Linked DNA regions of Homo sapiens: region 2 is linked to region 1. Evidence: chromatin contacts called from ENCODE Hi-C data. All regions are on one chromosome and are shown on one strand. Each heading gives the region's core, a stretch centred on a gene start or an enhancer-like site at or near the end of the contact. The rest is flanking DNA. Distances are from core to core; before and after follow the strand shown. Region 1 holds the start of RBAK (RB associated KRAB zinc finger). Region 2 overlaps WIPI2 (WD repeat domain, phosphoinositide interacting 2).

Evidence for each region. A loop is a pair of places that touch in the nucleus more often than their neighbours do. Pooled maps may share reads with other maps.
Region 2: a loop to region 1 is called in a map with no recorded cell type, with 17 times the contacts of the local background. The contact joins the enhancer-like site here to the promoter of RBAK in region 1. A Hi-C loop is called at or near these places in 6 of 37 single-sample maps with no recorded cell type and 5 of 50 pooled maps.

What each region holds. Positions count from the first base shown.
Region 1 is chr7:5,042,541-5,047,387 of GRCh38, reverse strand. RBAK (RB associated KRAB zinc finger) reads right to left here and starts at 1,528. Exons shown (of 5, transcript NM_021163.4): 1 at 992-1,528. RBAK-RBAKDN (RBAK-RBAKDN readthrough) reads right to left here and starts at 1,528. Exons shown (of 6, transcript NM_001204513.3): 1 at 1,430-1,528. RefSeq lists an enhancer at 919-1,028 and a silencer at 1,179-1,388.
Region 2 is chr7:5,227,027-5,232,505 of GRCh38, reverse strand. WIPI2 (WD repeat domain, phosphoinositide interacting 2) reads right to left here. Exons shown (of 13, transcript NM_015610.4): 10 at 5,162-5,326; 11 at 4,295-4,402; 12 at 2,768-2,898; 13 at 1-1,671. The coding sequence ends at 1,559. Among named protein-coding and RNA genes, the nearest start is that of WIPI2, 40 kb to the right of the region's middle. RefSeq lists an enhancer at 400-549. Within about 2 kb of position 1,250, at least 10 of the 41 ENCODE cell types and tissues checked have a DNase peak (open chromatin) inside an H3K27ac peak, as active enhancers do.

The DNA of each region.
Region 1 (4,847 bases), core at 279-2,778:
TCAATCTGCCACCCAGGCTGGAGTGCAGTGGTGCATTCACAGCTCACTGCAGCCTCGACCTCCTGGCCTCCATTGATCCTCCCACCTCAGCCTCCTGAGTAGCTGGGACCACAGGTGCATCCCAGCATGCCTGGCTACTTTTGTATTTTTTGTAGAGTCAGGGTCTCCCTATGTTGCCTAGGCTGGTCTCTAACTCCTGGTCTCAAGGGATACTCTTGCCTTAGCCCCCGCAAAGTGCTGGGATTACAGGTGTGAGCCACTGCATCCGGCCCGCATTTTCTTATTGTCTCTTTAAACTGCTTAAAATCAAAGAAGCCATAGGAATTGAGTATGTGAGCTCTCAGAAATGAAATGAATGTGTATAAAATATGGTTTTGTTTCTAAATTATCTAACTGAACTTGGTTATTGCTGCACCTAATAATCTTCTATTAAGAAAACTAGGATACGGGAGAAAGAACACTGGCCTGGGAGATAAGACTCCTGAGTTCTACTATGAGCAACTCTACCCACAAAGCCAGTGACCCGGTCAAGTCACCCACCTGCTAAGGCCCAGTCTCTTCCCCTAGCAACTGAGGCAGCAAGAGAGAATCCCTGCAGACTGTTCCTGCATTACTACCAGTCTCCAGGGCAGATCTAAGGGGGGAATCAGCAGACACTTAAATGAGAGAACAGAGGCGCTGACGGACGTTTAGAGGAGGTCGAAATCTGGAGCACGGAAAGGAGGAGGAAGGGCTGTTAGGGGTTAGCGGGGAGTGGAGACGACGTCCGCAGCTGAGGCTGGTGACACCCTCCAGGCCCCCATAAGCCTCGTCCTCCCAGATTTCCCATGCAGCGCCTGTTCGGTGCAGCCGGACCCTGCCCTCAAACCCAAACACACGTCTCTCCTGCAAGCGATCGAGACCCTCCCCCTGCCCCACACTCTAAGGTCCCCAACACACGGTGACTTCACTCAGGCCCTTCTCGCTCCGGGCCCGAAAACCCAAGACCTACCCTTCTGGGGCTCCGCAGCCTCTGCCCCACGGCTCCCGAGAGGCCGGGGCGGGGCTGCTGTCGCTGGCGCGCGTCTGCTCGCGAGGTCCCCTCCTGTCCACCTCACTAAGGTTGTTCTGCTCCCGAGGGGCCCGGGCCGGGCCTAAGGGGCAAATCCAGGCGGGTGTCCTTCCCGGGACCCAGATCCGCCTCCCTCGGGCTCACCGTACAGCGGCAGCCTGGGCCAGGCCGCCAGGACACACACGGGCCAGGCCCGCGTCCCGCCGCCCCTTCGCCTCCGCCGCCACCTCCGCCACCTCCCGTCCGGCCCCTCTGGCCCCAGCGCCGCCGGCTCCGGGGCTCAAGCTCGGGGGTCCCCGCTCAAGCCTCCACCCGGCCCGCGCGAACCCTGGCCTGCACACCCCCGCGCCCGCCTAGGTGCTGGCCCGGGCGCTCAACCTCCAGCCCCGCAGGCTCCGCGATTCTCGTCCACTGGAGGCCAAAGCCTGGGAACTAGAGCAAGCGGTGACCTGAGGACGCACAGGAAGCGAGGGCAGTGCAGCGGCGGCGCGCATGCGCGAACACGCACACAGAGAGAGGTGCACACGCGCAGGAGTGCACCGGAAGTCAGCCTCCGGGGCCCACAGCTGGTCCCAGGACAAGCACCCTACTCTATTTCCCATGAGCCTACGCGCCCCCCAAGTTTAGGGGCCGTTTTAAATGTCTCTACCCTGCCTAAAGGTTAAGAAGCTCCAGGCTATGAGCTTTGGGAGCTCTGAACCCCTGATTGAACTTCGCATTTGTCTTTACTCCCTTTTAGGGTCAAGTCCAGGGCTGCCTGACTGGGTCCTGGAGCCCAAGGCCTCTGGGTTAGAACCGAGTTTCCCATAAAGAGAAGGAAAGGAAAGGGTGTATCGTGGTCACTGCGCTGAAATGCTAAGAGAAGTTTCACTCAAATACTAGGACAGGATAAATGCCCAGCGATGCTTTCCAAGGAAGAGAAAGAAAATAGAATTTGTGGCTGGGCGCGGTGGCTCACGCCTATAAATCCCAGCACTTTGGGAGGCCGAGGCGGGCGGATCGCGAGGTCAAGAGATAGAGACCATCCTGGCCAACATGGTGAAATCCCTTCTCTACCAAAAATACAAAAATTAGCTGGGAGTAGTGGCGTGTGCCTGTAATCCCAGCTACTCGGGGGCTGAGGCAGGAGAATAGTTTGAACTCGGGAGGTGGAGGTTGCAGTGAGCCGAGATCGCGCCCCTGGACTCCAGCCTGGCGACGGAGCGAGACTCTGTAGCTTTTCTAGATCACACAGCGAATGCCTAAAAACTGTAGAGAAATCAGGAAATACACAGATCGAACGAAGAAAAGAGATACCTGTGATCTCACCTTCCCCAGGAGGATTATGTTTAGGGTTAGGTTATGTTGACCAAAAAGACTCAAAGTCTGTCAAGAGTTTTATTCTGGGCCTCCTACTTGAGTGACCATGGCTGGTGACACAGCCTCAGGGGGTCCTGAGAACGTGAGCCCAAAGTGGTTGGGTTACAGCTTGGTTTTATACATCTTAGGGAGACAGCAGTTACAGGCAAAGACATAAATCAATACATGAGAGGTACACATTGGGTCAGCCTGGAAAGGCTTTCAGGTCACTAGCAGATTCAAAGATTGGCAGTTGGTTCAGAGTTAAGCGTTGGCTGAACAGTTGGAAAACGACATGAAGAAATGGGCCATTGCGGTGGCTCATGCCTGTGATCCCAGCATTTTGGGAGGGTGAGCTGGGAGGATCCCTTGAGGCCAGGAGTTGAAGGACAGCCTGGGCAACACAGCGAGACCCCCACCTCTACAAAAAAAAAAATTATCCAGGTGTGGTGGTGCATGCCTGTAGTCCCAGCTACTCAGGAGGCTGAGATGGGAGGATTGCTTGAGCCTGGGAAGTTGAGGCTACAGTGAGCCATGATGGTGCCACTGCACTCCAGCTTGGGCAACAGAGAAGAAAAGAAAGAGAGAAAGAGAGGGAGGAAAAGAGAGAGAGGAAGGAGGGAAGGAAGGAAAAGAAAGAGGGAGGGAAAGAAAAGAAAAGCTTGAGTTAAGATAAGGGGCATTGTGGAAACCAAGGTTCTTGTTATGTAGATGAAGCCTCAGAACAGGCTTCAGAGAGAATAGATGATAAATATCTCTTATTGGATCTTAAAAGGTGTCAGAATCTCCAGAAAAGACTTCTTTTCTGTAAGGGAAGGAGATTCTCTACAGAATGCAAATTTCCCCCAAAGAGATGGCTTTGCAGGACTATTTTAAAGTGTGTCAAAGAAAATATATTATGGGATAAAATACTATGATTTCCTTCAGGGACTGCTATCTGTCATGTGATGCTATATCAGAGTCTGGATGGAGTTGGGTATCTTACTGATACAAAGAGCCTGTTCTGTCAGTCTTATGATCTGTATTCTAGTGTTAATGTTGGTCAGCTGTGCCTAAACTCTGAAGGGAGGAGAGTATGACAAGGCATGTCCGACCCCCTCCTTCCCATCATGACCTGAATTAGTTTTTCATGTTTATTTTGGATCTTGCTGGCCGACAGGGGAGTCCATTCAGTCAGTTGTGGGGGCTTAGAATTTTATTTTTGCTTTACAATTAAAATGTCAGTTTTCAAAAATGGGATCATAAGGACAATGATTCATCACAATTTTTTGGTGAACTCTAACAGTGTTCTTAGTGTTCTTGCCCAGTTGTTTCATAAAAACTGGTAAGGAAAAGACTAAAAATAAATTCTTCTGATGCCAGGAACCGTGGCTCATGCCTGTAATCCCAGCACTTTGGGAGGCTGAGGCAGGTGGATCATGAGGTCAGGAGACCAAGACCATCCTGGCCAACATGGTGAAACCCTGTCTCGACTAAAACACAAAAAATTAGCTGGGTGTGGTGGTGCGCGCCTGTAGTCCCAGCTACTTGGGAGGCTGAGGCAGGGCAATCACTTGAACTGGGAGGCGGAGATTGCAGTGAGCCGAGATCACGCCACTACACTGCAGCCTGGCGACAGAGCAAGACTCCACCTCTAAATAAATAAATAGATAAATAAATAAATTCTTCTGTTAACCTAGAATATTCTCTCCACAAATTCAGAAAATAAAGAAAACAATTTTATTATTGAATAAACATTAAACCAAACTGTGATGCCCATCGCAGGTGATCCATTAATGAGATGCAAAGAGAAATAAAGCCTCCTTTTTTTTTTTTTTGAGACAGAGTCTTGCTGTGTCACCCAGGCTGGAGTGCAGTGGTATGATCTCGGCTCACTGCAACCTCTGCCTCCCCAGTTTAAGCGATTCTGCTGCCTCAGCCTCCCAAGTAACTGGGACTACAGGCACATGCCACCACGCCTGGCTAATTTTTTGTATTTTTAGTAGAGACGGGGTTTCGTCATGTTAGCTAGTATGGTCTCAAAATCCTGACCTCTCAATTCGCCCGCCTAGGCCTCCCAAACTGCTGGAATTATAGGCGTGAGCCATGGCGCCCAGCCAAAGCCTCCTTTTTACATAGCCTGGCAGACATGATCCACTGCATACACGCTCTCAAGATAAACGGTAACTCATCCTCATGTAAAAGGACTTGCTATGTTTTTTTTTTTTTTTTGAGACAGGGTCTCATTCTGTCATCCAGGCTGGAGTGTAGTGGTGTGATCTTGGCTCACTGTAACCCCCACCTCCTGGGTTCAAGTGATTCTCATACTTAAGCCTCCCGAGTAGCTGGAATTACAGACATGTGCCATCATGCCCAGCTAATATTTGTATTTTAGTAGAGACAGAGTTTCGCCATATTGGCCAGGCTGGACTCAAACTCCTTCTTTTGATTTCTGTGTGGCTTCAAGTGATCCGCCCAT
Region 2 (5,479 bases), core at 1-2,500, 190 kb before region 1:
TTTGAAGGAAAAGTTCAATCAGCCCACTTGCACCTCTGCCTAATGCAGATGTTGTGTGTGCCGCACACCAGCGGCTGGGAGGAAGCCGGTGTAGGTGAGTCGGACTCCAGCGTCCCCTGCATTTAGTTTGCCGTAAAGCCAACCCAGGAACACTGGGGCATTTCACCGCAGCCGCTCAGCTGAGGGGACAACTCCCCTCCAGCTCTTCGCCCAGCGTGACCATGACAACCATCTGGAAACAGGCGTCCCAGCCTTCCTCGGTTCAAAAACCCCAGCCTGCAAAGGCAGGGTAAATAGTTTTTGCCTTTTCCCTTCTATCCGTAACTTCCACCACTCCATAGATTCTAAAACCATCTCTCCTGCCATTAATGCCACTTAAATGCCCTCGACACTTTGGCTGCTGGGTGCCTTGGTTTGGAATGCAGAGTCTGAGGTACTTGAGGTTGTTTTAATTCTGTAAATATGAAAAGGGAAGGGAAGCGAGGCAAATACTGAAGCTTGCAACCACAATCTCTCATCGGTTTGCTGAGGAAATTTTCTAAGATGAAAATAGAAAGGCACATGACGCCCTGTGAAGGACGTGGCCCAGCCGCCTACTCTCTGTTGCTGTCTCCCGCTACGACCTCTCACACAGGTAGGAAGCCCCTGCGGACAGCGGGGCCAGCGAAAGGACAGCTCAGACGGCCACCACACTTGAGTTCTGTGCTTTCCTGGGCATGGGAGGAGCTACAAACTTTACTTAAAAAAAAAAAAAAATCACACAGTTTTTCAACAGGAAGAGTGAAGTAGAAGAACAGATCATTTAATTATACAAACAAAATCGCTTTCCTTTGCTCCAGCGAGTCCAGGCAACCTTTCAAGTTCATTTGCTGCCTGAAAGAAAGGTTTTTAGTATCAGAAAGAACCTCGCTGTCCTCCAATATCCACAGGGAAAACAAGATCAGAAACAAAAGTCCACCATGGAAGAAATCCCAGAGCGATCCAATTTGGAAAGAATTTAATTAACAAAATAAAACGGAGGGAAAATGGTCCAGGTGGGGCCCTAGGGAGATCGGACTTCTGTCCCAGCTGAAGTCTGCCCAGCACACCTGGTGGGCAGCCCCTGGGCCTGTCACTGCAGAACTGGCCTTGACAAGCAGACCCACTGTGCGCGACGCCACGGTTTCCTTACGCACTCGGCATTATGTACAGATATGAAAAAACCCAACGGCAGGTGGCTGGAAAGTGGCTTCTAGCTCCCCTATGCTGGCTTGGCACGTTCATGCATGCAAAGCGAGGAGGTTTTGCGGGCTTCACCAAACAGTTAATTTTGGCAAAAAGAGAAAACAAACAAACAAAAAGCTAAAATTCATAAGCAGGATTTAAAAGCCACTGAAGTGAAAATGATGTATTTCCTCAGCGTTATGGAGTTAGACTACCACTACAATCTTTTTTTTTTTTTAATAAAGTCTCTGCCATCCTCTCCCCCGACTCAGGTCAAAGTTCATAGCAGCAATGCACAAAGTCCTCTGTGAAGCCAGTGTTCTCTGCTCCCCGGGTCAGAGGTCACAGGTCAAGTTCAGTCAGTCCGAAGAATCATGGGCGGGTGCTCGCTGTCCTCATCCAGGCGCAGGGCGCTGGCCTCGTCCTCCAGGCAGGCGCCACCCACAGCACCCAGGTCGTCTGTGTAGGCTGCAAAGAGACGACGAAGTCACCCTTCAAAGGCTGGGGACACACCACAGACCCCATGACACACACTGAGGACTGTGTTTTGGAAACACTGGTGTATATTTATAAACTGAAGCCTGTACTAAGACGTTCTGAATTCTGATTGCTTTCTAATGAACTCTTTGCAGCCTTAGGCAGCTCGAGATGAAGTCATTTGTTCTCTGACATTCATAAATGTCAAAATGATGCCTGCACAGTAAACAGAGGCTCCCTCATGGACGGGCCACAAACTCTCTCAAGCTGGTTAAGAGCTCAAAAATAACACCAGGAAAAAAAATGACACTAGGAGACTCTCAGGGTGGGCTCATGAACTGGAAGTGCCGGTTCACAGATGGGAGTGGCAGCGAGCAGGCACAGCCCTGCGTGGGTGCAAAACCACAGGCTCTCCCACTGGAGTGCGAGTTGGCTTTTTTAAGAAGGTGGCTCACATAGCCAAGGCTGTGGCTGGAGGATCTCATGCATGGGTCTTAGTGCTGCCGCCGGAGGGGAGCCCATTGGCCTCATTCCCCTACAGCTTCTGCACTTCACAGGCCCAGCATGAAGGCAGTACTCGATGCAGATTTGCTGAAGGACGAAAAAGGTGGGAGGGAAAAGACTGAGGCAAAACCCTTGGCAGTACTTTTCAGGGTGGTATCTTGGCTGAGAGGTGGCCAGTCTGGGCCCAAGTCACGTGACCCCAGAGTCACCTGAGCCAGGATGACATTTTCTTTAAAAACGGAGAAAATGAGCCTGGTACGGTGGCTCATGCCTATAATCCCAGCACTGTGGGAGGCTGAGGCGGGAGAATCACTTGAGCCCAGGAGGAGTTTGAGACCACCCTGGGCAACATAGGGAAACCCCATCTCTCCTTTAAAAAAAAAAAAAAAAAAGGAAACGAAACTGAATTCAGCCTTGAGAGAGGCCTTGGGAACACCCATTTACCAACCTCGCTTATGTTCTCAGAACCAGTCCCCATCTTTCCCAGTGAGGAGCTGGTGGGGTGGCTCCGGAGCCAGCAGAAGGCAGTAGCACTCGGGGCTGTGGGGCTAATTACCTTCCAGGTTTGCGTCACGCCCCTTACCAAGTCTCGTTGGGGATGAAGGCACGTAAGTACCTTTTCCTGCAGCTGCGCCGTATGTCTGAGTGACTAAGGGGCAGTCGTGAGAGGCAGAGTCCAAGATCTCATTGGTCGTTTCCAGACTGCCGTCCAGCCTGGAGGGAAGAAAGCGACACAGCTCAGCGTCTCCACACAGGGCAGCCCTGCGGGCAGTACACACTGGCTGCCCTGCGGCAACAGAGCCAGCACACCACTCACCACACAGGACGCCAGGCATTCATCACGCCGTGGCAACTTTAATCTCGTCTATCTGCACACGTTTTTACATGAAGAGTTTTACATGGAAAGTCTAAAGAGGGAGTTATACCTAACAAGACAATATTTCACTTTTACAATGGAAGAACTAACTAATAACGAGGATTCACTATTTACAAAAAAAGTCAGGCTAGCCCGGGTGCAGTGGCTCACGCCTGTAATCCCAGCACTTTGGGAGGCTGAGGCGGGCGGATCACGAGGTCAGGAGACGGAGACCATCCTGGCTAACACAGTGAAACCCCGTCTCTACTAAAAATACAAAAAATTAGCAGGGCATGGTGGCATGCACCTGTCATCCCAGCTACTCGGGAGGCTGAGGCAGGAGAATCGCTTGAACCTGGGAGGCGGAGATTGCAGTGAGCCGAGATCGCGCCACTGTACTCCAGCCTGGGTGACAGAGTGAGACTCCATTTCACACACACACACAAAAAGCTAGGTGCAGCGGCTCACTCCTGTTACCCCAACACTTGGGGAGGCCAAGGCAGGAGGCTCACTTGAGCCTAGGAGTTCCAGACCAGCCTGGACAACCTAGCAAGACCCTGCACAAGAAAGTAATTAGCTGGATGTGCTGTGTGCCTGTAGTCCCAGCTACTAGGGAGGCTGAGGTGGAAGGATCCCTTGAACCTGGGAGGTCAAGGCTGCAGTGAGCTGTGACTGCACCACTGCTCTCCAGCCTGGGCGAGGGTGAGACCCTATCTCTAAAATAAAAAATTATATGTTGTTAGAACTTTTTGATCATTAAAAAACATGTAAGACAGAATGAAAATGCATTACTTCCCAATGAACAAATGTTAACTCCCTGTTTTCCAAGAACAAACCTGTACCTCACAGTGAGACAAGAGGCTCTCAGCCACGTGCACTGAATTGTGGAGGCCACCACGCTGCGCCCTTCCTTTCCAAATGCGAAACTCCACCCTGGGGAGGAAGGCCTGGCCTCCCAGCACCTCTCCCCCACCTAAGAACAAATGCGGCTCCCGCCACCCCTGCGTCGCCTCTGTGCCCAGTCCCTGAGGGAGCCCTGACGCCACCAGCCGCAGCCCGGGGCTCCCTGTCTTGCGGCGGCATTGATTTCACCTGGGAAAGCGAAGCTCCCGACCTGCGCGGCATGGGCCGCTGTGCTGGAATCTGCCCCTCTATGTCACTGGTTTGCAAGGAAATAAACAAACGTTCGCCAGGTGCCCCGAAAGCCCCCCGCCAGCACGGAGCAGCTCCGTGAAGCGGCCGGAGCAGACTCACCGGTGCTGCTTCATCAGGGCACACTCGCCGCCCTCCTGGGGGTCCAGGTTGTACATGTACAGGTACCCGTCGGCGGCACCCACCAACAACCGCGGGATCTTCTGAATTCTAGGGAGAATAAAGAGCAGCCAAATTCTAGACAACTGTCACAGAAACGGTCTTACTACATGGCGGCCTCACTTTTGGCAGGCGAGGAAAGAGACCCCAGCAAGATGAGCACAAGGGCAGCTGCAGGTGTCTGGCGCCCCACTGACCTCGGCTCACACGGCCAAGGCTGCACTCGTGTGCTGAGCCCTGAAGCCCACGGGAGACGAGAGCGGGATGAAACCAGTTTTGTGGCTTCTGGGATTATTATAGGTAGTCATCGTCAGAGAAGTTTTCCAGGATGCTAGTCAGATAACAAAACTGGAAAATGATGTTTAAAGACGCACGGAAGCCCAAAGCCCTGCCATCACTGGGTGTAATGACAATCTTTCCCGCACGCAGCACAGAACCTCCACAGGCCCTGTGTGTGTTCTGAGGCCAGACCCTGGAGCCGGACGGATGCCTGAGACTCGGCAAGTGCGGTTTCTGTGGCCCCAAAGGGTTAACTACGGCACACTCACGAGGTTTGACTTAACGTCTTTCATTAATACCGCAGACTATCCACAAAAACAGAACGGGAGCCCGTCTGGAAATGGACCCCCGCACAGAGCGGCAAGCCTAGTGCCTGCCAGGGGACCTCCCATCCCCGACAACTCTCGATGGAGTGTCGGCTCTAAGAAGCTGCTCCTGTTCAGAAGCACGGAAGGGGCCACAAGCCGCCAGGACTGGGCCCCTCGGCCTGAGGCACACGGGGTGGGGGACGGAGGCGCCGGCTCTACTCACGTGGCTAGCGAGCAGATGTTTTTGTGGCCGCAGAATGGCAGGCGGACCGTGGCGAAGGCTCTGCCCTGGTTGAACATTTCTGTCACTTGGGAAGGCAGGTAGCTGGTGGAGGCCATGAGCACTTTCCCGAAGTACCCGGTCCAGGTGGTGGGCTCCTCTGGGGGTCTGGAAGGAAAGGCCACCAGACACATGAAGCTGCACCCTCCCTGGGGGGACGGCCACCCCCTACTCACACAGACGCACAGCTCTGGAGCCGACAGCAAAAGTCTCCATTCTTCACAGGAAAATTAAACAGGGTTGGTTATAAGCAGACACTCA